3 separate regions of the Mus musculus genome follow, and all the other regions are linked to region 2. The links are chromatin loops, found by intact Hi-C in ENCODE. Cell type or tissue: left cerebral cortex. All regions are shown on one strand. Region 1 has its middle 36 kb from the start of Rabl2. Region 2 has its middle 13 kb from the start of Gm36330. Region 3 has its middle 8.8 kb from the start of Alg10b.

What was found. A loop is a pair of places that touch in the nucleus more often than their neighbours do. Peaks named below come from ENCODE experiments on the same cell type or tissue, not always from the same donor. Only the 100,000 strongest peaks of a DNase experiment are listed, where the experiment ranks them.
Region 1: it touches region 2 in a loop (3-fold over the local background); 5 of 42 quality-filtered maps call a loop at or near these places.
Region 3: a loop joins it to region 2, with 2.7 times the contacts of the local background. A loop is called at or near these places in 2 of 42 quality-filtered maps.

What each region holds. Positions count from the first base shown.
Region 1 is chr15:89,623,625-89,631,624 of GRCm38, forward strand. No RefSeq gene overlaps it. Among named protein-coding and RNA genes, the nearest start is that of Rabl2, 36 kb to the left of the region's middle. In left cerebral cortex, a CTCF peak has its summit at 124 (motif pointing right); DNase peaks (open chromatin) are centred at 140, 3,555, 5,783 and 6,192; H3K27ac peaks cover 706 bases.
Region 2 is chr15:90,027,671-90,035,670 of GRCm38, forward strand. No RefSeq gene overlaps it. Among named protein-coding and RNA genes, the nearest start is that of Gm36330, 13 kb to the right of the region's middle. In left cerebral cortex, no CTCF peak of the experiment used is centred here; DNase peaks (open chromatin) are centred at 3,240 and 4,461; H3K27ac peaks cover 531 bases.
Region 3 is chr15:90,211,485-90,219,484 of GRCm38, forward strand. No RefSeq gene overlaps it. Among named protein-coding and RNA genes, the nearest start is that of Alg10b, 8.8 kb to the right of the region's middle. In left cerebral cortex, a CTCF peak has its summit at 3,665 (motif pointing left); a DNase peak (open chromatin) is centred at 3,636.

The DNA of each region.
Region 1 (8,000 bases), 400 kb before region 2:
AGAGCTATACATCCCAGTATCTTTCCTCAAATGACAGCACCCTAGGGACATCACTCTGCTCCATGATTTGTCACTGACACTGTCTCAAAATAGCCTTTTCCTGCTACTGCGTTGACAGTATGTGTGATGCAGATTTCTGCCACCAGAGGGCAGAGGAGACCCACTCTCGTAGGAAGATCTTCCAGGTTCTGCGAGTATAGTCTGCTTCTTCGATTGATGACAATGACACTGGACGTGGGAGAATTTTCCTTTTGACACTAGCTGCCAGTAGTACCCCGTCATGTGTCCTGGAGTGGATTTCAAGCTAAATAGGAACAGTCCTTGGTTCTATAGGTTTTTTTTTTTTTTCATACAATACATTCTGATTAGTTTTCCTTCCCTCATCAAATCCCGGGTCCACCCCACCTCTCTACCCATCCAACTCCACACCTTTTCCTCTCTAGAAAACAAACAGGCAAATAAAACAAACAAATAAAAAGGATAAAATAAAATAAATGGAAAAAAGCACAAGAAACACATATACATGCAGGCAGACAGATGCACATGCACACACACACACACACATACACACACACAAACACAAAATTAAAAAAAATAGCATATATAAACAAAAGTCCAGTAAAGTAAAAAACAAAAACCCAAAGCATGAATATCTTCAAACAAAAATATCTTCAAAATATCACTGAAAGGGAGGGTACGGCGACAGATAAGAACAACCTTCATTGTGGAGGTTAAAAACTCCTGAGAACTAGGGTGACCCGGAGTGTGTAGATCACATTCAGAGTTGAAGGTCACAGGTTCAGAGTGAAAATGACAGACACTTTCTTGCTTGTCCCTCAAGTCAAAATACATCTGCTTCTTGCACACATGTTGGATTGAGGTGAAGACAGACTTTGAACAAAGAACTTCTTTGTGTGAGGGTGTGAGTACGGGTGTGTGTGCACCACAGCACATGTGTGCACCATAGTGCATGTGTAGGTCAAAAGAAAATCCTGGCAGTCTGTCTTGTGTACTGTGACTCATATTATTTTTCTTTCTCAGCTTTCAATGTTTTTTCTTTGTTCCTTATATTTAGTGTTTTAGCTATACTATGTCTTGGGGAGACGTTTTTCTGGTCTTGTCGGGTTGGGATTCTCTGTTCCTCTTGTACCTCTTTAATTTGGTGTTTCTTTAATTTGGGGGAAGTTTTCATCTATCACCTTTGTTGCCATTGTCCTGGGATTCTTTTCCCTCTTCTATGTCCTTAATTTAAAGTTTTGATTTTTTTCTTTTTTCTTTTTTTACTTTTGAGACAATACTATAATTACATCATTCCCCCCACTTCTCCTCCACCCAAACTCTCTCATATATTCCTCCCTGCTTTCCTTCAAATATTGGCCTATTTTTCATTATTGTAGTTACATGCATATGTACATATGATATATTATATACATATATTCCTAAGTTTGGCCTACTCAATCTGTATAATGTTACTTGTATCTATTTTTTTATTTAAAAAATTATTCTTCTCTTATACAATACATCCTTCTCTCCACTCTTCCCAGCCTCTCCTGCACACCCCCCCCCAAATCCATTTTTCCATTTCCCTTCAGGAAAGAGCAGGCCTCCCAGGGATATCAACTGAATACAAAGTAACGAGTTACAATAAGACACAAGCCATCCTATCAGGGCTGGGTGAGGCAACCCAGTAGGAGGAAAAGGGTCCCAAGAGCAGATGAAAGAGTCAGAGACACCCTCACTACTATTGTCAGGAGTTCTGCAAAAACACCAAGGCTAACAACCATAATAGATATGCAGAAGACTTAGTGTGGACCCATGTAGGCTCCGTGATTGCTGCTTCAGTCTCTGTGAGCTCCTATGAGCCCTGCTTAGTTAACTCTGCAGGCCATGTTCTCCCAGTGTCCTTGACCCCTTCGACTCCTACAACCCTTCCCCTTCATCGAGAGGGTTCTCCGAGCTCTGCCTAATGTTTAGCTGTGGGTCTTTGCATCTACTCCCACCAGCTGCAGGAGGAACCCTCTCTGATAGCGATTGGGCTAGGCACCAATCTTGGATGTACGTTTTCATCAATGAACACAAGTGGTCACCCCACTGATGTGCACTTCCCTGGGGAATGCACCATGTCTCCCACCCCAGCATCCCTGGTTACCCCATCCTTGCGTAGAGATGAGACCTCTTTTTTTTTCCCTCTGTTCACTCTGGCGTGTCTTGTTCTCTTCTCTGTTTTTAGACAGTCATGTTGGTGAGACTTTATATGAGTGTAGCCTCTGAGATTATAAAGATTTGATATTTTTGGGCGGTGTTCCACATTTCCTGAATGCTCATTTCTTATGGCTGGGTATTTGTCTGTTCTCTCTCTCTCTCTCTCTCTCTCTCTTTCTCTCTCTCTCTCTCTTTCTCTCTCTCTCTCTCTCTCTCTCTCTCTCTCTCTCTCTCTCTCTCTCTCTCTCTCCTCCCTCCCTCCCTTTCTTTTTTTTTAAAAAAGAATTATCCATTTATTTTATATATATGAGCACACTTCGGACACACCAGAAGATGGCATCAGATTCCATTACAGATGGTTGCTGGGAATTGAACTCAGGACCTCTGGAAGAGCTGTCAATGCTCTTAACCGTTGATCCATCTCTCCAGCCCAATATTTATGCTTTTTAAATATCACAAATACATTTCTGGTTATGATCTTGGAATTAAATAAACTGTTTGTTCATGTCCTCCTAAATTCCTTGAATTCTTTGATAATCTTTTTTTTTTTAAATCAATTTTTGTTTTAATTTTGCATCCTGGGATTCATCTTGGTAGTTCTCATTAGTAGACACTTTGATGGAAGACATGCTGGCTTCCTCACTAATGCTGTATTTGCTTAGCCTGGGAACTTGACCTGGGAATGTGCACTTTGTTCATCAGCTGTGTGTCTGGTATGAGAATCTGTCCTTCCCTAGGTTGGGTCAGTGCAGGAGCTGCATGATTAGAGCTGGGCTGGGTCAAGCTGGTGAATGAGCCGTTTAGTTGGACCAGGAAATGATGTCTTCAAAACCGTGGTTCTGGAGCTGGGCCTGTGGGCAAGGAATGAGCATCTCACAGCATGGAGGCTTCTGGGTTCTTTTCAGAGTGTTTTCCTAGCCCACCATTGTGAGCGCCCTGACTCGCCAGCAAAGCAGACACCACAACAGGATCCTTCTGCAACACGTTTATTGGGAGAGCATTTACTGCGTAGGCAAGAAGACCCCTCGAGCCCAGAACTGGTGCTGCTTATATAGGCCTAGGAGAGGCGTGTCTCACACCAGGATTGGTTATGCATTCTACCTCATTTGCATGTTCCTCATCTGATTGGTTATTCTCTCTCAGTACCTCACTGAGCCTCATTATCATACCTTATTTGCATGTCTCTCATCTGATTGGTTATTCTCTCTCAGTACCTTGCAGAGCCTCATTATCATGCCCGGGCCAGGCAGTGACTTGGTGAAAAACTTTACTGCATGTGTACACATTGGTTGTTTACCCAGACTTATGGGTGGTGGCCAGCGGTAGCCAGCGCCACCTTGTAATGGCATATGTGGCTTCCCACACACCATCTTGAGGAGTACTCCCTCTCAAAGTTTCAACATTTCAGGTTTTAAATTAAGGTCTTTGATCTTCTTTGAGTTGATTTTTTTCAGGGGGAATGATATGGATCTAATCCGATTCTTCTGTAGGTAGATGCTCAGTTTTCCGTTTTACCAGCACCATCCATCTCACTGCATGCCTTTGCCATCTTTATCAAAATGTTGGTGGGCCCAGGCTTGTCAGTTTACTTCTGGGTTATTCTATATACTGACCCATCTATTTTTATGTCAGTATCATGCTGTCTTTGTCATTATTAGCTTTGTAGTATAACTTAAGGTCAGATACTGTCACATTCACAGCTGTGTTCTTCCTGCTTAGAAAACCCTCACATCTAATAACTAATTACTGTGAAGTTTCAGGATATAAAATCAATATACACACCAACAATCAGCTCTCAAGAGAAAGAAATTCGGAAAACATAAGTCATTAATAATAGCTGTAATAAGCATACAAAGTAGCAGTGAATAAATCAACCTAAAGAAGTGAAAAAACTTCTGCAATGCAGCTCCAAGATGTTGTAAAATGACATTAAGAAAGACACAGGACGCTGGGCGTGGTGGCACATGCCTTTAATCCCAGCACTCGGGAGGCAGAGGCAGGTGGATTTCTGAGTTCGAGGCCAGCTTGGTCTACAGAATGAGTTCCAGGACAGCCAGGGCTACATAGCGAAACCCTGCCTTGTAAAACAAAAACAAAAACAAAAACACAACAAAAAAGAAAGACACAGGACTTTCTGTGCTCCTGGATTGACAAAATTAATATTGTGAAAAATGAATATACTACCAAATTTATTCTACAGATTCCAGGAACTGCTCATTAAGGTTCTCATGGCAAATTACACAGATCTAGAAAAACCAATCCAAGAGTTCATAGGAGACCAGAAGTTCCCAAATAACCAAGAAATTAATTTTTATACTTGTATTTATGGAAAGAGTTTTTTAAACTGAGTTTTGTTGGTAGAAACGATGCAGTTGCTTCATCACAATTTTGTTTCATATATTTTAAAAATTTAATGTGACTATAATATTTCTCAAGAGTAGGCTATATGGTTGGTGGAAAAGCATTGATTCAGAACTTGGTTTGACTTGAGGCTCAGTCATTTTCCATTTGCTCCCTCTTGGACAAGTTGTTTTTACCTTTCTGACACACAATTATCTCCCTTATTAAGTGAAATTAAAGACATTTGACAGTGAAATTATGCTGAAGCAAAGGTAGAATAGCATTTATTGTGGCATGGACTTTGTGATTAAGGTGATTATAATTTTTTTTAATCAGACAAGAGAGGCAAAATTATGCTATGGTAATCAACAACCCAACTCCCTGGCACATACCAGAATTTTCCCTTTTGGATTTCAGGTCCAACACAGGCTAGCAGGGCTTGGAGATTTGATGGACTGAGGACCATTTCCATGCGTGCTTATCTGATCACAGAAGCAGTAGAGAGGCAATTTGTCAAACGATGTCTCCTATGATGTCTGCCAGACAGTGACACATTTCCCTCTTGCTCACATTCTCTTGTTCCAAGCAAAGCGCATGTCCATGCTTAATTTCAAAATAAGCAAGCAGTGCGAACTCCATGTATTCTTAAAGGAGAATGCTGCAGATGTTTTGTTGATTGACAAGGTATATATGGCTCATGACATCTGTAGTATTCTATATACAATACGCTCTCAGCGAATGGATGCTTACTGAATACATCTCAATATTTTGGGGGTTGAATTTGAGCCTACAATTTCCTAAATTGTCTAAATCATAAAAGGGCTAATTTTGATCCAAAGATAAAGAAAATTATTGAGACCTTTAATTTATGAACGGTTCTGTACCAATGCTGTGAAATGCTGTGTATCTCTGTCACAAGAGCCCTGTGTTTGGAGGTAGGAGAATATGACACACAAGGTCATAGCCAGTCTTCATTTGAGGTTCCTCTGTTTCATTCCTTCTGTTGATTACATAAACTGAAGGTTTAGCTAGAACTTCTTACTGAAATACATTTCAGCGAGGTCTTCTTAGCAAGTTTATAACACACATTTTTCTTTTTCTTTTCAAATACTTCTGAGTTTGGCTTTACTCATAAATCTTGATATGGCGCTAACACCTGGCCGCACAAAAGGCATTATTAGGGAAATTAAAATGATGAATGCTTCAAGCTCCAACTGCTAGGTTGCTTTAATGTGATTGCTGTCTATGTAATGTCTATGCTTTGTCCCATTTTGGTGAATCCTGAGACAAAATATTACACTTTAGTTAGGAGCATGCCAGGTGGTACATAATGCCACCACGGAATATGCCGTTGCTATGGCATCCAGAACCCTATTCCAGCTCTATGCTTTCACTGTCTTTCTCTGTTTTTTGTTTTTTTTTTCCAGAGTGATAGAGACAGCTGCAAATCAGATTTTTAACATTTTAAGTATGGCCAGGTTTTGTTCTTTATCAAATAGATTTTTTTTTGGTTGCTCCCCCCTGCCCCACCATGTGCAAGCAGTATAGCTGTGTAATCCACAGCATCCTTGGGTGTTGATAGATGCATTCTCAGGTCGAGCATTTTAAGTATTACCATTCCTGAGCCAGAGAAAATCAACAGCATTCGAGAAACATATGAGGTGATGGAGGGTTGCCAGCCAAGATGACATGACTCTCAGTTAAGAACTTCAGGATAGGTAGCTTTTATAGTTGGCTCCCTAGACGCTGAAGGTTTAGCAAGAGATACACAGATGCACAACAGATACCAAAGGATAACTGTAGACACAAAAAATTTTAGGAGTTTTAGATGTTTTAATTAACCCCCAAACCATATGGTGGTAACCTGCTTGTTTAATGCTTGATATGACTTTTAAGGTAGGGAGAATGGAATTATGAGTTTCACAATCTGCATTCCCCAAAGTATGTTTGAAAGACAAGATTAAATGTTAGACAACAAAATAATTTTGTCGAGAAGTGCTAAACTAGTCAAAACTCAGCTCAATACTTCAGTGTGAATCCCCAAGAATCGCTGAAATATTTCCCTCCTCATTCTTCCACAGAACTCATCATCTTCTTGAAAAAAATTAAGTGTGTGTTCACATGTGTGCACACGTGTAGAGGTCAAAGAACAACTTTTGGGAGTTGGTTCTGTAGGCTTACATTTTTAAAAACCTACTTTAATAAGAGTTCTTGAATGCTTTAACTGCCCATATAGCCCACTGACCAAAGGACAAGGAGATGTGGATCTGTTTAGAAGAAATTCCTTGTGGCGATCCCAATCTTTGTTGTCTGTAGTCCAGTCTACTAGCAAAACATCAACCGGGAATCAGCAGCAGTGGCTTGATCCAGGAGAAACCAAGAGGATCCACTAATTGGCACAAGTTCTTTGGTGAGTTTCTCTCTATGAAGTCACAACAAGCAAAGATCAGCGAGGAAAGGAGGTGAACCAGCTCACTAGCATCATCAGTGAAGTCTAACATCAGAAAATCCCAATGAAGACCAGCAAGGTGAACCAATGTCGTTCCACTGTCTGCTGGGTTATTCTTATACTCTGTCCAGACAGCACGTGCTCGCTCCAGCGTCTGCTCTAGCAAAGCGTCTTCCAGAAAAACACACGTCTGTTACCATCAAAACCTCCTCTCGTGTGTGTGCTTCCGCAAAACATCCTCTCATGAGACAGTTTCCAGGAAAACATCATGTGACTCAATCGAATCTCCAACAAACCCAGACATTTCCACTTCATAGTTCTTTCCTTCTACCATGTGGTTTCTGGGGATCAAATTCATGTGATGTGGCTTAATATTAAATTCAGGTACTTTTTACCTCCTGAACCATGGATTCATCCCATCTCTTTTCTGTGATATTGGTAATTGAACACTTGTATCACTCAAGCGCTCTATCTTCTAGCCCTTCCTCTGCCTTTTTCAACAGAGTATTTTGATAACTCCTTATTCAAAACAAATGTCAAGAGAGCCTGCTCTAGATTTATCTTTTAGTTTTGATTTTCACATGTACTTCCTAAATGAAGCATCTCGTGCTTAATTAAGCAACATGCATATAGTCATATAAGACATAATTATTGTAAATAACAATGGACTTTAATTCCGCACATCACTGTCATTGTCAAACATTCTGTGAGAGATGACTGAAAGAACTGACCCAGGTATAAGTGCAGGTTTAAACCTGCAGGTTTAAGTGCAAGGTTGTTAGGAAGTTGGATGTCTCATGATTTGAGTGTAAACTGAACAAGCCCCAGTGTGAAGATACCATCTTCCCCTGCTTGTGCCAATGGACCTGGCTAACTCTGCAGGCAGCATTGTGTCGGGAGCTCGTGCGCTCGTGTGCAATATTATCTGACCTTGCTTTGTTTATGTTCTCTTTGGAAACATTGGCTCTAACACATAATGAAAATATACCAGCATACGCACATACTGGAT
Region 2 (8,000 bases):
AAGTTAACCAATAGGCTTAGAATGAGGAAAACGTGGCTATTTTCAGCAAAAAATTGCTTTTAACTTATATAACTTGCCTATATCTTAAATTATGCTATAAAACTGTTTCTTCTGGTGTTCCTATCCATGTTTTGTGTACATGCTATGAATTCTGTCCTTCTTGCAAATGGACTCCATTGTTATAATGCACTGCCCCCTTACCTTCTGGTAGTTTTCTTTTGTCTGAGGTCTGGTGGGTCTAAAATCAATATAGTTCTCCAGTAATTTTTTTATTTATTTTAGCATAATATACTTTCTTTCATCCCTTTGAATGTCTTACATCTCTGCCTTTGAATTAAAATGAGTTTTATTTTAAAAATATGGTCTATATACCTGATGCTGTATATTCAGTCATAAAGAAACCAGATCTTAAGATTAGCAATATGGATGGAATTAGGGGGTGAGTCAAGAGGAATATCTGGGAGACAAATGCAAAGACTGGGTGTTCTTATTATTTTGTGGTATACATAGATCAGGTATACATAGAGTAGAATCAACTAGAGCCTCAGAAAGCAGCCAGGTGCTACAGGGCGAGACTGGATTGGAAGTATTAAACTGATGAGGGAATTAGGTTTGATTTTGTAGAGCACAGTAGGGTAGCCCTGAGCAACACTTCATAGTGACTAGAGAAATGCGTTAGTAGAATTATCTGAGAAAGGGGAAATGCTACTCACATTGATTTTTGTCATTGGACATTGGTCACAGGTATCAAAAGATAATAAAATGCATAAAGTGCACAAACATCACATTTACATTAAGATAAAAACAAAGGGGGACTCATTGTACACAATATATCATTGAGGCGGTAAACAAACACACGTGAATTGCTTTTCTCAATGGTGCCCTTAAGATGTCATTTAACAGCAATCTGAAGTCTTGTGGACATTATTGGATTTATGTGTTCTTTGTCTAGCTTTGTAAACCCCCTACCTATTTCTGTGCTGATTTTAACCTGAGGATTTTATGTATTGACATTTTGTCTCCTTTCCTGCTGTGTCTTTTATATGCTTTTAAATAAATTTTGATTTGTCATTTGTGGTGAGCATCTGTAGCTAATAAAAATCTGGTTTCAAACAATGTGTGCTGCTTCAAGAGTAATTCAGATCTTTTTCAAATCATTTTCTCAGTTTACCTGTCTGTTTATTGTAACACTGGGCTCATTCAATTCACTTATTGTACACTGTGATCACACACTATTGTAAGTTTTACTTTAAACACCAATTTAAACATTTTCTCTTATGCCCAAAAAATGTTTCTAATCAGTTTTGTGTCCATACTTTTTTTTTTAAAGTCTTCTATGTACCACCTAAAATTAACTTAAAATAAACAGGTTTTGGGTCATAGAACATTAATTTAATATAATTATTTTGTCTTCAGGTCACATACAATAAGTGAAAATTCAGAGTAAAAATGTCAGGTCTATACTTTTAAATTTGCTCATGTACTATAGCTCAATGTAAAGATGATGCATTGGAAAAGAAGGTGAAGCAGAGAGAAGCTGAGAGTAATCAATCTATGGATGCTAACTACAGGTGCTCTCCTGAGAGCAGGGTCCCTCTGACAGTGCTGCTGTAGCCAGAAAAGGGCTCCTGGTGTCTTCTTTCCCTTCCATAACTCACAGCCGTGAAGGCACAGTCCCATCCCCTGTTCATCTAGCCGTTTTTCCGGTGAATTTTTAAAAAAACGTTTTCATTTTGTACTTGTAAACTTTCAATGGAAAACACAATGCCACTCATTTTACCCCACATTTTCTGCTTAAAATGTTAGTAATTAGGAAAACAGCTGGAAAATGGACCAGACTGTCACAATGAAATGTTCAAACATTTGCATAATACACAACTTGAAGTATTATTCTTTAAGTAGGTTTCTAAATTTCCATCCTTGCTGTATCCTCTCAGTATCATGGACCATTTTAATGTTATTCACAAAGTTAACCATATAAGTATCATTATTGAAAAAATATAAACTTTTCTCATATCAATAAAATCTCTATATATAAACAATGTGGAAAATAACATGTATCTTAACATACAGAATAAACATTACAGGTTAGACAGTGGGGGGATGTGTTTTGAATTCTACAATCACGTGTTTATTTGGGTTTTTTTTTGAAGCAAGTAGTTTAAACAGTCCAAAAATTAATGAGAAGAATTTGTTATGCCCATCTGATGATGATGATGATGATGTGTATGTGTGTGTGTGTGTGTGTGTGTGTGTGTGTGTGAAACCTATCAAGGAAACTAGTTGGATTATGTGTAAAATAAGTCATTATCTGATAAATATCACTAAGCTTTTCTTTACAACCAGAGTGATGAAGGATGAAATTTCATCTGAAATATTTTACTGTGTTAGCACATGACCCTAGGAACACTGAAAGCACCCATGAAATAACCAAAGAGCGCAGCTATAGTTAATGTTCTTTCCCCTTGATTAGATCTGAAATAATCTGGTAGACACACTTATGAACATACTTGTGCTGACGTTTCTAAAGAGGCTCAACTGGGGAGGAATGATCTGCCTGGATTGTGAACGCTCTTATCCCATGTGTTGGGATCCCAGATAGGATTCAAAAAAAAAAAAAAAAAAAAAAAGAAGAAGAAAGTGTTCTTTGCATCTGCATTATATTCATCTTTCTGACACTAACACTAACAGTATGTGACCAGTGGCCTCAATCTCGCACCACATTTTCTTTCAACCACAGTGGAATGAATGTCCAATGCCTTAAAGCAAGAGCCTAAGCCAGTATTTCCTCTTTAAGTGGCTTTTAAGGATGTTTTGTCACAATAGTGACAGAATGAACTAAGAACATTGATTGTTCTTATAGAGAACTTATTCCATTTTCAATATGCAGTCTACAACCCCATCTACAGGGGATCTTCTGTTCTCTTCTGGCCTCTATAGGTGTTAGCATGCACATGATGCACAGACCAGATGGACATGCAGGCAAAACAACCAAACACAAGAAAGAAATTAATTTAATTTAAAAAAAGTAACTAGTACAAGGAGAACCCCAGAAAAAACTCCGGAGTGAATACGATTCAAGATGTTTGACTACTTCAAGGCAGAAGTTAGTTATATTACAAATGTTACGGACAGCTGGATAGACCACATCTGCAAAACACAAGATAGGACTTGAAGCATTGGGTATGCTGGCACACACAAAGGATTAGAGTATGGATAAATATATTTAAGTATGTACAGAATTACCAAAATCCTGGCAGAAAGAACACTGACCGTCAAAGAGGAGGGCTCAAGTGTCTGCCAGGCCAAATGTATTTGGTTCACAGACATTTTAAGTTTTACACTCTTTAAAAATATTTCAGTGACATTTTGTAACTGGCAGGATTCACGTCTACTTTTTGCACTTACTAGAAATCTGGCAGTCATATGCATAGTTCTTTATCTTCCAGTGATCAGGAGAGCTGACTGAAGTTGTCTTATTTATCTGGGGAGTACCAGCTTCAGTTTGTTCCAGTGAGCCCCTTTTATCCCTCTACATCTCCCCCACATACTTAATTTTACTCTTTCCATGTGTGGGGTGGGTTTTGTGTGTCTATGTGTGTGTGTGTGTGTGTGTGTGTGTGTGTAGACATGCATGTGGGGGTGTATGTGGGCATTTAGCAGGAATGTATAGAGTAAAATTAATACTGTGGTCATCTCTCTTTGCTGCTTTTTGCTGTAGTCCCTTGAGGCAGGTTGTTTTCCTGAATTGAAAGCATCCCATTTCAGTTAGGCTGGATGCTCCAGTGTGCTCTTGGAAGCCACCTTTCACTATCGTCAAATGTTGGGGTTACAGTCCTGGACAGCCATGCCCTGCTTTTTTCCTTGGGTGCTGGAGATTTGAGCTCAGGTCGTCATGCTCAACCCTGCCTATACATGGATGTATCTCGCCAGTTCCTCCCTTTGTGTTTTGACCCCTGGATGAAACGTTGAAGTACTGAAAAAGTGCAGAGTTCCCTCATTCTATGAAACATAGGATAAAAGTCAAGATTCAATAAAAGACAGGACTGAGAAAAGATGAATCAAGACAGCTAAATTGTGAAGAAGACTGTTTATGAAGCTAAATATTCCTTATCCTGCCCAAAAAGGCTTAAGCTATCAGAACTAAACAGAAATTGGTATGTTTTACTTTCAATTAATTATATTGTTTAACTTAACTTCAAAGAAAATCCAGTTACTAGTTTATATATAGTGTGTAATTAAATTGTTCCCAAGCAACTATCTTTTTCTTCCATGACTCATTTAAGAAGCAATCTGGAGACTTTCAGATAAAAATGGAAAATTGAAGCCATTTCTACCCTCTCCCTTCTAAAGCCAACTTCAAACGATAAAAAAGACGAGACAGACAGGCTACTCAAATTCAATGAACTTTCATAACAAGTACAATCCCAAATCTTAATAGAGGAAATAATATTTATATCAAATATTCTGAGTCCAGAAAAGCAACAAAACCGTGGTCATGGATGCCACATCAGATTTACCGTGTTGGTCCCATACCTGGAAGTTCAAATATGTAACCCTGTGCAGCTACTTAAGTGGCGACGCTGTACAGGCAGGCAGAACGAGCTCCAAGTCTTTGAATAGACATCTAAATATATTTGCCAGTATAAGTGAAGGAAGATATGGAAGTCTCACTGCAGACCACAAAATGCAAAGAAGTGCTTTACAGGCAATGTTATATAGAGTCAGGGCAATAATGTGGCATTCAACTTGAGAAATGCCTCGTAACAGTGAAATCCAATGTGCCCATTGCCTGTTCATCTCTAACCTCTACCCTGTGTGTTTATTCTATTCCCAGATGGCTCAGAAGTACAAACACACACACATTTTTAAAAACAAAACAAAACAACAACAGAAAAAAGCAAAGAGATAAAGGACAATTTGAAAAGCTACTTAGTGATGAAACTATCTGGTCAGATGCATGGGGGAAATTGCTAATAAAACACTACTGGCAAAAACAGTCTGTAAATATATGAGCTAAGGAATAATTACTAGAAATTATAATTATTGAGCAGAATATCTATAAACTTTAATTCTGTATAACTCACAAGGCGGGAAGCCATACATTTCATAAACAGTCTTTTCTTTGTCTTTCGAATTGGGATACAGAATGACAATACACCCAGCCTGAATATAGAATGGAGAAATTACAAGCTATCTGGTGTTCAGAAAAGCAATTGAAAAAATTATTTTATAAAACTATAAAGTCAACTATTTGTAAAAACATAAAGTCATGCGTGAAACAACATAACACTCCTGCAAGGCAATTGTTGACCAAACACTTAAAGTAAATGAATATTAAACTACAAACACAACATGGAAGTGTGGCAGCCACTAAGAGAGCAGAGAAGAACACACAGAGCCAAGTCTTCCTCAATGTAAACTGGGCTGAATCCAGTCAATATTGAAAGAATCATTTTCAAAATTAGTATGCTTGTATACTGTACATAATGACACAAGCCAGTAATCCCAGCACGTAGGAGGAGGAGGAGGAGGCGGCAGGAGACTCAGGGGTTCAATGTCAGCCTCAAATACACAGAGAGTAGGAGGTCAACCTGGGATGTATGAGTCCCTGTGTCAGAAAACATTTTTATCTTGTCAGCATGTCAATATATGCTGTATACAATATATACATATATGTGTATATATATATGTATATATGTATATATCTCTATCTATACTCATGTGTAGTACATACAAGTATATGCTACACTTGAATAGAATGTTTGGAAACAGAAATTGCTCATTAACTCATCTCTTGATTTGGGCCAGTTGTCTACCTCTGTCTTTATGGATCCTTGCTCCTTCATTTGGGTCCATGGGAATCATCAGAGTAGCAACATTTAACATTATGAGACACTTTAACACTTTCATTGAACATTTTCATTCTTTCCTGATCCCAACTTAGTCCACAAGAAGGCGATTTGGCATCACACTAAAGAACAGCCTGTGAATGGAGCACTGAGGAATAAGAAGAGAAGATGACCAATGAGGCAGGAATAAGGAAGTGCTGACGTTTCATTGTAAGGACAGTAATAATGTGAGAAGAAATAAATTACTTGAATAGCCTTAATATCACATATAAGCAAACAAATAAGTGCTAGTGTCTAGATTTCTATAACTATCTCTGTTATTCTGACTGATACAAAGATCATGGTCCTATCCGTGTGTGTGTGTGTGTGTGTGTGTGTGTGTGTGTGTGTGTGTGTGTGTGTGAAAGAGAGAGACAGAGAGAAAGAGAGAGACAGAGAGAGAGAGAAAGAGACAGAGAGAGAGAAAGAGACAGAGAGAGACACAGACAGACAGAGAGAGAGAAGAGAGAGAGAAGAGAGAGAGAAGAGAGAGAGAGAGAGAGAGAGAATAATGAGTTGCTTTGCCCATCCATCATGGCTGTGAGCATATTGACAGTTTTATTCTATCTGTTCTAATGCCTGTTTCTTGACCTTCATTCACGAAATCTTTTGAAGTATAACATGCATGCCATAAAATTGGCCTGCACCCAGTTATGGTTTTGGTGAATTATAAAGCTATGCAACTATTTTGACGATATAGTTTAAAAAATATTTCCATTACCCTCTATCCTAGTTTGTGTTTTATTACTATGATAAACACAATGACTTATAGCAACTTGGGGAGGAAAGAGTTTGTTTTAACTCACAGGTGATAGTCCATCGTGGAGACAAGTCAAGGCAGGAACTGAAGCAGAAGCCATGGCCAGTATCTTCTGGGAGACTCTTACTCATTAAAAAATTCAGTTGCCACTATGTATCAGTATAGCCTTGGTAATTTCTAGACCACAGCTTCTGTGTGGAAACACTTGCCAGAAGAATTTGCCTCATTAATGTAGGTCTCCTATTAATCACGGCTGATCTTTCAGCTCCACATAATCAGCATCAATTGCCCCAGGAAAGCATCAAGTTCACTCCACTGGTGAAGATATTTCATTAGTCAGAGCAATTATTTAACTGCAACTGACCAGAAATCACAGATTCTCAGTTCAGAATATCATAGGAACAGAGCTAATAGTCTCTGCTTTCCATGGAAGCATCATGGACCAGGCAAGTCTCCATTGCCTGCTTTTCTTAAAAAAAAAAAAAAAAAAAAACAGCCTTATTTCCAGGCTTCCCTGTAACAACAGTCCATTCAGCTCTGAGTACCCAATGGCTTTTCCAGCCCAAAGTTCCAAACTCTTCAACAATCCTCCCCCTTTGCCCCCAATCCTACTTGGTCAGGTCTGTCATAACAGTGCCTCACAATTTTAGTATCGATTTCGTTGTGCTGGCTGGTTAGATTTTTGTCAGTTTGACACATACTAGAGTCCTCTGGGAAGAGGGAACCTTAACTGAGAAAAGATTCCATCCTATGGATGTCCACTAGGCAAACCTGGGCAGATGATTTCTTGTTTAATGATTGACATGGGCGGACACAGCCCACTGTGCACAGTGCCACAGTTGGGCAGGTGGGTCTGTGTTGTGTAAGAAAGCAAGGTGAGCATGTGAGTAAGCATTGTGTCTTCACGGCTTCTGCCTTAGCTCCTGCATCAGGCTTCCTGCACTGACTTTCCCTCATCATGGACTGTGACGAGCACACGTGAACTAAGTAAATACTTTCCTCCCCCAAGCTGGCGTAGTCAGTATTTCATCACAACAATGTAAAGCAAACTAGAACATTCAAAAGTCAAACCTCGGACCCAAAACAGTTTGTTTTTTAAAAATATTTATTTATTTATTTATTTTATAAATATAATTATTAATTTGATATAGTTGTCTTTTTTAAAGTATTTAAAGGCGATGATAAAACATATTTTCACATGTTCCAGTTACTTGTAGACTAACACCCTTTGACATAACTCTTTTGGACATTATCTTATGAATTACACAGTGCAATATGACCTTGAACTTAAGCAGGATACAAAGCAAGCTGATTAAGAAAATAATATCTCAAAACTGTACTTCCCTTTA
Region 3 (8,000 bases), 180 kb after region 2:
GCGGGAGGGCAGCGGAAGTCGGCGTTTTAAGAATTCTTCCTCTATCACTCCTCACCTTGTTTTTGAGACAAAGTCTCTTACTGAATCTAGGGATCTCTGTTTCAGCTAGGATGGTAGGCCATGGAACCCCAGGATCTCCCCATCTCTTCCCTCTAAAACATACACTGCCGTACGTGGGCTTTGTGTGTTAGCGATTTGTGTGATGATCCTCATGGATTGTAAACACCTCACTCTCTGTACCATCTCTCTATCCTCACAAGTCCGTCTTAGATAACCACAAAACATTAGATTTTCAACACACCAAAAAGGGAGGGTAAAGACAGAAGGTTGAACATTAATATTGACAGGAAGGAAGGTGGTCCACTGACCTCCTGAATCATCAGGTAAGCATACTTAGTGTTTTCTGGGCATAGAATGAAATCAAACTTTTATTTTTAGATGAAGTTTTGTTTATCACAATGCTTTTGAAATTTTCCTCAAACTATGTATGCAACAAGGATTTCTTTCATTTCTAAGTAATCGTATATGGATAACCTTATTAAATAGTTTAGATGAATCACTTCAACTGTGAAATAGTAGAGAAATAGGATATACATGTAATATAGATTCACTTTTTGGACTTAGATGCCAGGGACATAAAGTTACCCTGACAGTTTGCTATTTATAGGGATTGAAAGCCCTATTCAGATTGCTGGTTAGGTGGATTTTGTTGTTGTTGTTGTTGTTGTTGTTGTTGTTGTTGTTTCAACTTTACTCAAGCTGGATTCATTTTAGAAGAGAGAGTATCAATTGAGGAGTTATCTCCACCAGTCTGACCAGTAAGAAAAATCTGTGAGGTGTTTTCTTATTTAACGATTGCTATGAGCCAGCCCAGTCCACTGTGGTCAGTGCCAAGCCTGGATAGGTGGTTCTTGGTTATATAAAAAGGAGGCTAGAAAGCCTTGGGGAGCAGGCTAGTAAATGGTCCTCTGTCCGTGTTCCCTGCCTCAGTTCCGGCCCTAAATTTCCTCGGTGACTGACTGTGATTGGGATGTAGAAGCCAAGAGCACGATTTCCTTCTCAGACTCCCTTTGGTTATGGTGTTTATCACATCCACAGAGAAGTAAACCAATGCATTCTTGGCCTTTGTCTCCATCTGGTCACAAATCAACAGCAGTGTTCGAGATTTGTACCGGCTCACAACACACATTTTTTTTTCAATGTAGGCAATTACATCAAGGACCTTATACCTACAAAGTAAAAATCTGTCCCTGAACTTAGTCCCCCAGGCTAGGACATACTTGGAATTGAATTCCAAATAGTTTATTATGTACTTAATTGATTCTTATATTAATATAAGGAAAAACTTGCCATTTTTCAAAAAAAAGTGATGCTATTCTTACCAATCTTTGATTATTTCTTCTCCATTATAACCATCATAAACTCTCTAAACCCGTCCGAGTGTATGCATTAGCATGGCTTGATTTTTCAGTATTAGACAATGGAGATAAAAGTCCAGAGTAACTTCAGTTATATATAATGTTCTTCTGATATCCCCTCAATGGAAGGTATTTCAATTTTAAAGATTTATATTAACCATTGAAATACAAGGTTCTGACTTATGAAGTCTTCGTGAATGTTTTTAAAAGCACGCAAAAACAGTGAGAAAGAAAATATTCCAAAGGTGCAGCAGCCAAGGCTTGCATTGTGAAGATGGTGAGAACTGGGGAAGTCAGAAAGTAGAAGACAGACAGCAGCTGGACTTTTAAAACTCAGAGGCTGAAAGTGGGCTAAAATGTTATTGCATTTTAATAAAATTATTATTTTATAATGTCCTGCTAATTTGGGATCGTTTAGAGCATTTTAGATGACTACATAAAACCTGTAATAACTATCATGTTTGAAATTCAAAATGTCTAGCTTTCATTCTTGAACAACGATGTGAGAATTATTCTTTTTCAATATTTAGTGAAATCCTTAAAAAAACAAAACAAAAACAAACAAACAAACAAAAACTTTGTGGGGGCTGGAGAGATGGCTCAATGTTTAAGGGTACTGACTGCTCTCCCAGAGGTCCTGAGTTCAATCCCCAGCAACCACATGGCGGCTCACAACCATGTGTAATGGGATCTGATACCCTCCTTTGGCGTGTCGGAAGACAGCTATAATGTACACGTATAAATCAAATAAATCTTTAAAATATAAAAAGAAAGAAACAAGCAAACCCCCCAAACCTTTTTGGGTGATGTTTTCAAATGCATACATGAAAACTAGGCATGTAGGAGTATAAAAGAACCAGAAAGACAGACGTCAGAGTCATCTTCATTGATGCCAGAACTTGGCTCCTGATTCTGGGAACCCTCTCTGGCCCAGAAGCCGACAACCTCTGATCCTGTTAGGACATCGGTCCTCCGCACAGCTGCGACGTTGTCCAGTCGCCATCCAAACATTTGCATGCCTTTTCAGAACTCTTATAATTGCCATCAAAATTGTCTTCTGTTTAAGGAAAAAAAAAAAAAAAAGGCAGCTGAATTGAAAAAGCCCTCTTTAGAAAGAGTGTGTATTCAAATGACCCATAACCATGTCAAAACGTCCTCTTTTCAACCGTCTCCAGAGAGAGCAAATTAAGGCTAAACGAGATACCACTGCGAATGCACTGGTGTGTGTGAGATAAAAAGTGAGCAGCGTCACGTGTTAACCTGGGAACCCGAAGTTAACATGCACCCTGCTTGAAGCAGCATAAACCTGTGCAATCATCTCCTGCTCCCTTGTCAATATCTGGACTAGAAAATATACACACTTATATATGTTCCCTATGGTCTATAACCTTAGGTTACGTAATCAAAGTGCATAAGTGGGATCTTAAAAGTGGAGATCTGCCTTTCCTTTTTTACAGGGGTGCCAAAAGTGTTTGCCTCTTGTCAGGGTTACATGTCCTCCAAACCCGAGGGAGCCTCCGAGCCTCATCCTTTGGCATTACTGCATGACTCAACCCGGGTGCTGTACTCATGGTAGGAGAGGATGTGGACTTGCATCATGGCTCCCTTCGATGGTCATCACTCTCACCTGTCTGAGGGAAGCAGGCTTGCTTTCCTTTCTTTCCTGTTAGGATGGTTTGACTTGCTTCGGCACCTGAGACAGCCCCAGTATTTCATGCTTCCAGCCAAAGCACAGCCGTTGGATTAGTGGGGCATCCTGGCCTAAAGCCTTCTTGGCACTCTAACTAAAAAGGGCAGACTGTTGCCCCTTCTCTCTGTGTCCTTTAGGACCTCTGCTGAGTCCTGGGATGGAAACTCACCTCCCCCCAGAGAGAAGGATTTTACTTCATGTGATTGATGGATCCAGGAAAGCGTCCAGTGTTTTCTATTTATTTCCAGGGACAGCCAGACAATCATATCCATGCCTACTTTTCTCTGCCAGATGCTCCAGTCTCTCTCCTGCTTCCAAAATTTCTGGCCTGACTATATGATTGTTAGAAAACATATCATAGAAAACAGAAAAGGATAGTGAGGAATTATACCTATTGATCATTATGAGCTTTAAAAGCTAAACACAGCCATCCTGACTGGCAGCCTCATTAGGCAACTATCTGATCGCCTATCAGTATGCAGGACTAAAACACAACTGGCAAGGTAATAAAGCGGTCCTGATTTCACAGAAGTTGCCATCGCCCTCTAGTGGGAAAAAGCGTCATTACACCCTTCCAACGGCTTAGACCTTTCTCAAATTTTGGCTTGAATTAATCATCGATAAACTTGATAATTATAGAAAGTGCCATTTGTGGACAATAACAGTAGAGTGTTTTATTTTATGACATTAAACAGGTGTAAGTTATTTAATATAGACAGCCATATTATTCAGGTAAAGAATATAAAACAAAACAAGAAAGAAAGGACAGGACAGGACACAAAATCCGGGAATTCTCTCAAGGGTAGGCTCTGCCTGTGGAATGAAATCTGTACTAGGTTCTGAACTTCAATTTATTAATGGAAACTCACGTTATCTCTGCTTATACTAAATTAATGCATGAAAATAGCTAAAATAATAATAATATTTAAAATGTGTTCCAATCCTTTAACTTACACCCAGTACCAAATCTCTAGATTTAAAGATGCTTACATCTTTCCTCTGCTTCTAAAACCAAAGGGGCAAGTCAGCCTCCCGTCCTCCACTCTGGTCCTCCATCAATTTGGCTGGACCTAGCTTTTCAGATTCACATTTGAATGGCAAAACTCAGTTCTAACTATGAGATTTTTCAAGCTAGACTGTACCAGCATGTCTATTAAAACGGAAGTCTTTAAGGAATTAAAATCGTCACGTCTCATTCCTCATTTTGGTGTTTAAATGGCTCTGATGCTTTAGCACTACGGCGGTCAGACTCATTTAATATCCAGCTCATGATACACCCACACTTTGCATGGATTAAGTGCAATAAATAAATAAGTAAACAACTCATGCAATTTCTGTTTCATGAATGTTCCTCATTATAGGGTGTGAGAACATGAAAATGTACTTTCACTTTATATAGTGATCGTCTGAGAGAGAAAAAATCTGATTATGGATATAAATGGAGAAAAATAATAATCTATATTTGAAGTCAATTGTCTCATTTCTTGGTGAAATAAGTGCATTGACACTATACTTGTTTTTTCTTTTTCTCTTTTTCCTTTGTGTGTGTGTGTGTGACAGGGTTTCTCTGTGTAGCCCTGGCTGTCCTGCAACTCACTTTGTAGACCAGGCTGGCCTCGAACTCAGAAATCCGCCTGCCTCTGCCTCCCAAGTGCTGGGATTAAAGGCGTACACCACCACGCCCAGCTTTTTCCTTTTTCCTTTTTGTCTTCTTCTGCTTCTGCTTCTGCTTCTGCTTCTGCTTCTTCTGCTTCTGCTTCTTCTGCTTCTTCTTCTTCTTCTTCTGCTTCTTCTTCTGCTGCTTCTTCTGCTGCTTCTTCTGCTGCTTCTGCTTCTGCTGCTTCTGCTTCTGCTTCTGCTTCTGCTGCTGCTGCTGCTTCTTCTTCTTCTTCTTCTTCTTCTTCTTCTTCTTCTTCTTCTGCTTCTGCTTCTGCTTCTGCTTCTTCTTCTTCTGCTTCTGCTTCTTCTTCTTCTTCTTCTTCTTCTTCTTCTTCTTCTTCTTCTTCTTCTTCTTCTTCTTCTTCTTCTTCTTCTTCTTCTGCTTCTTCTTCTGCTTCTTCTTCTGCTTCTTCTTCTGCTTCTTCTGCTTCTTCTGCTTCTTCTGCTTCTGCTTCTTCTTCTGCTTCTGCTTCTCCTGCTTCTCCTGCTTCTCCTTCTCCTTCTTCTTCTTCTTCTGGTGGTGGTAGGAGAAAACCAGCAAAGAACCAGAAAAGATACATCCCTCCACAAAGCTACACAAAAAGCAAGAACCTCCGTGGAAATTCACACGCGCAGGGTTCAGATAGAATCTATGACAGTCATAACTTGTGTGTGGAGTGTTGTAGCCTTGTGCATGTGTCATTTGCGTGCAAGTGTGCATGTATGAGCGTGTGCCTGCTTGCGGAGGCCAGACGTTGATGTCTTTCTATACTGGTCTGCACCTCAAGTTTTTGAAACAGGCACTGATGATGCTATAGAGCAATAGTTCTCAACGTTCCTAGTGCTGGAACCCTTTAATATGCCAACTCAACCTCAGTGAGCATTCGCACGTGGAAAACACTGCTCTTCGAGAAGGGAAGTCCTCCTGCAGCGACTTCCTCATCTGATGGTGAGCCCCAACCATGAGATTATTTTTGTTGCTTCTTCAAGACTTTAAATTTGCTACTATGATGAATCATAATGTAAATATCTGATATGAAGTATATATTATATGCGGCCCCCATGAAAGGGTCATTTAACCCTGCATGTGGTCATGACCCACAGGTTGGAAACCACTGATCTAGACTTTACCAATTTCTCTGAACTGGATGGATGGCTAATGAAGCTTCAAGATCCTCCTGCTAGCGTTACAAGCATGCACCACCATGCTTGCCTTTTTGGTCTTTTGGGTTTTGTTGTTGTTAGTGGTGGTTTTTGTTTTTGTTTGTAGCTGTTGGTATCTGAACTCAAGTCTTCATGCTTGTACAGGAAGCATTTTACCTATCAAACCATCTTCCCAGCCCTTTAACTGCTTATTAAACATTGGTTCTATTTCTGACCTTCTGTTTCATGAGTTGCAAGGGCACTGGCATGAAGACTTGGTTTTGTGACAGGTTCTTGAGGGTTGCTAGTATTGCTGGTATGGGGACCCCGTTTTCAAGATATATAACTTTCTAGATAACTGGCCACCAGTGTTTGAGATGCTTAGGGCTAGAACTGGAATTGCTCCAGAAAACCAGGACCACCTTTCCCCTCACCATATCTCCGATATCTTCAGTAAAATCCTTGCTAACATATTTTGTGACAAGGGATGTAAGCTGACCATGGTAACATTGTGTTGGTACCTGGGATGAACTTTATCTGAGTGAGTAAAGTGCCAGTACCCAGAAGTGGGGACCTGAGAAAAACAATTCCGGGAAGAAATGCAACTCAAGGATGCAGGTTCTTTGCAATGGTTGGCCTGACCTCGCTGTTTTTGCTAATTGCACATTTTGGCTTTTGTGACTATCTGCTTAGTCTGCAGCTGTGGGAAGGGAACCTTGTGCACCATCCAGCTAATATGTGTTTTTTCCTTCTTAAATATGTATGGGTCCTGAGAAAGGTTCAGGCCTGCACTTGGCTCCCAAATACCCAGGTATAGTAGCAGCTGGCTGGAATAAAGGCTTCCAATCAGCTCATAGACTCATAGACTGTGTCTGAGAGATCTTCTCTGTGGGAAGCCCCGCACCATTTTGAAGTGAAATGGCATGTTTTCTTCATGCAAAACTTTGTTTGCTTATTTCCCAGTGATAACACATCGACCAAAGATTGATGCCAAGTCTTAAAATTGCACTTTGGAGCCTACTGTGTAGGACATTGATGCAGGTTACAGTGCTCATTGTTGCTAGAACCAATTGTGACCTAAGTAAATCAGCAGCACCACTATCAATTAGTCAAAGTTTGGTTCATCGACAAGGGGGAAAGTGTGGCTAGAGGCAGGATGGCTTTGGACAATGCTTCAGTGTAAGAGGACCCTTACACACACTCTTCACTTACAGGTACAGGACTTGGGAGAACCCTTATTCAGAAATAGAGTTTCACTCCGTTTACTAAACTAATACTATCTTAATTATTAAGAATGTATAAATTCATATGACAATAATAAATGCAAAAAAAACCCCTCAACTGTTTTTCAACCAAAGGTTTACTTCTTGCTAACAATTTCTAGCTTCAGGATTCAGCAAAAATTGCTCAGTTTTTTCATAGCATCAAATATCGGAATCTAAGTTACAAGCCTCAAATAGTTTGACATTTAATAATGAAGGAATTCATCAACTTATGGATGACTCCTCTTCAAAACTAAATATCTATGAAAAATTTAATGTTAATGATGATCCTGTTTCTAAAATTAGGTCTAAGGAGATACAGTGCACTTCAAACTCCAGAAGGAGATATTCTAATGTCTTGATTTAGGGGCAGAGCTTAGGAAAATGTTTAGAATTTATAAAAAAAAATTGGTATTACCATCTAGGGGTCTTGAGTGGGTCCATTTTCTCTGCCAGTTAAAAAAATTAAAAGGCAGGGAAATTTTAGACAGCAACAAAGCATCAAATAGAATCAGCACATAAAGAAAAGGTTGTTAGGGTGAGGAAACACACATGTGCACACACACGTGTGGCACATGCACATGTGTGTACACACACACTCCACAAAGAGATGATCTGCAGTGCAGAGGGATGGTGCAAGAAATGAGAACTGAATCATCATAGGAAAATGAATAGCCTGTTTGACTCCAAAATGGTGAGAGCAGACTTTATTGGTCTGAGAGAGTGGCACAGGTAAACCCTGCAGCTCAGTATAGGAGAGAGTAGTGGAGAAGGCACCTTGCACGGTCTGAGCTTTTGTAGTGGGGTGGGAATGTGTGTGGCTTGATTCACCAAGCTTGCAAACTTCTT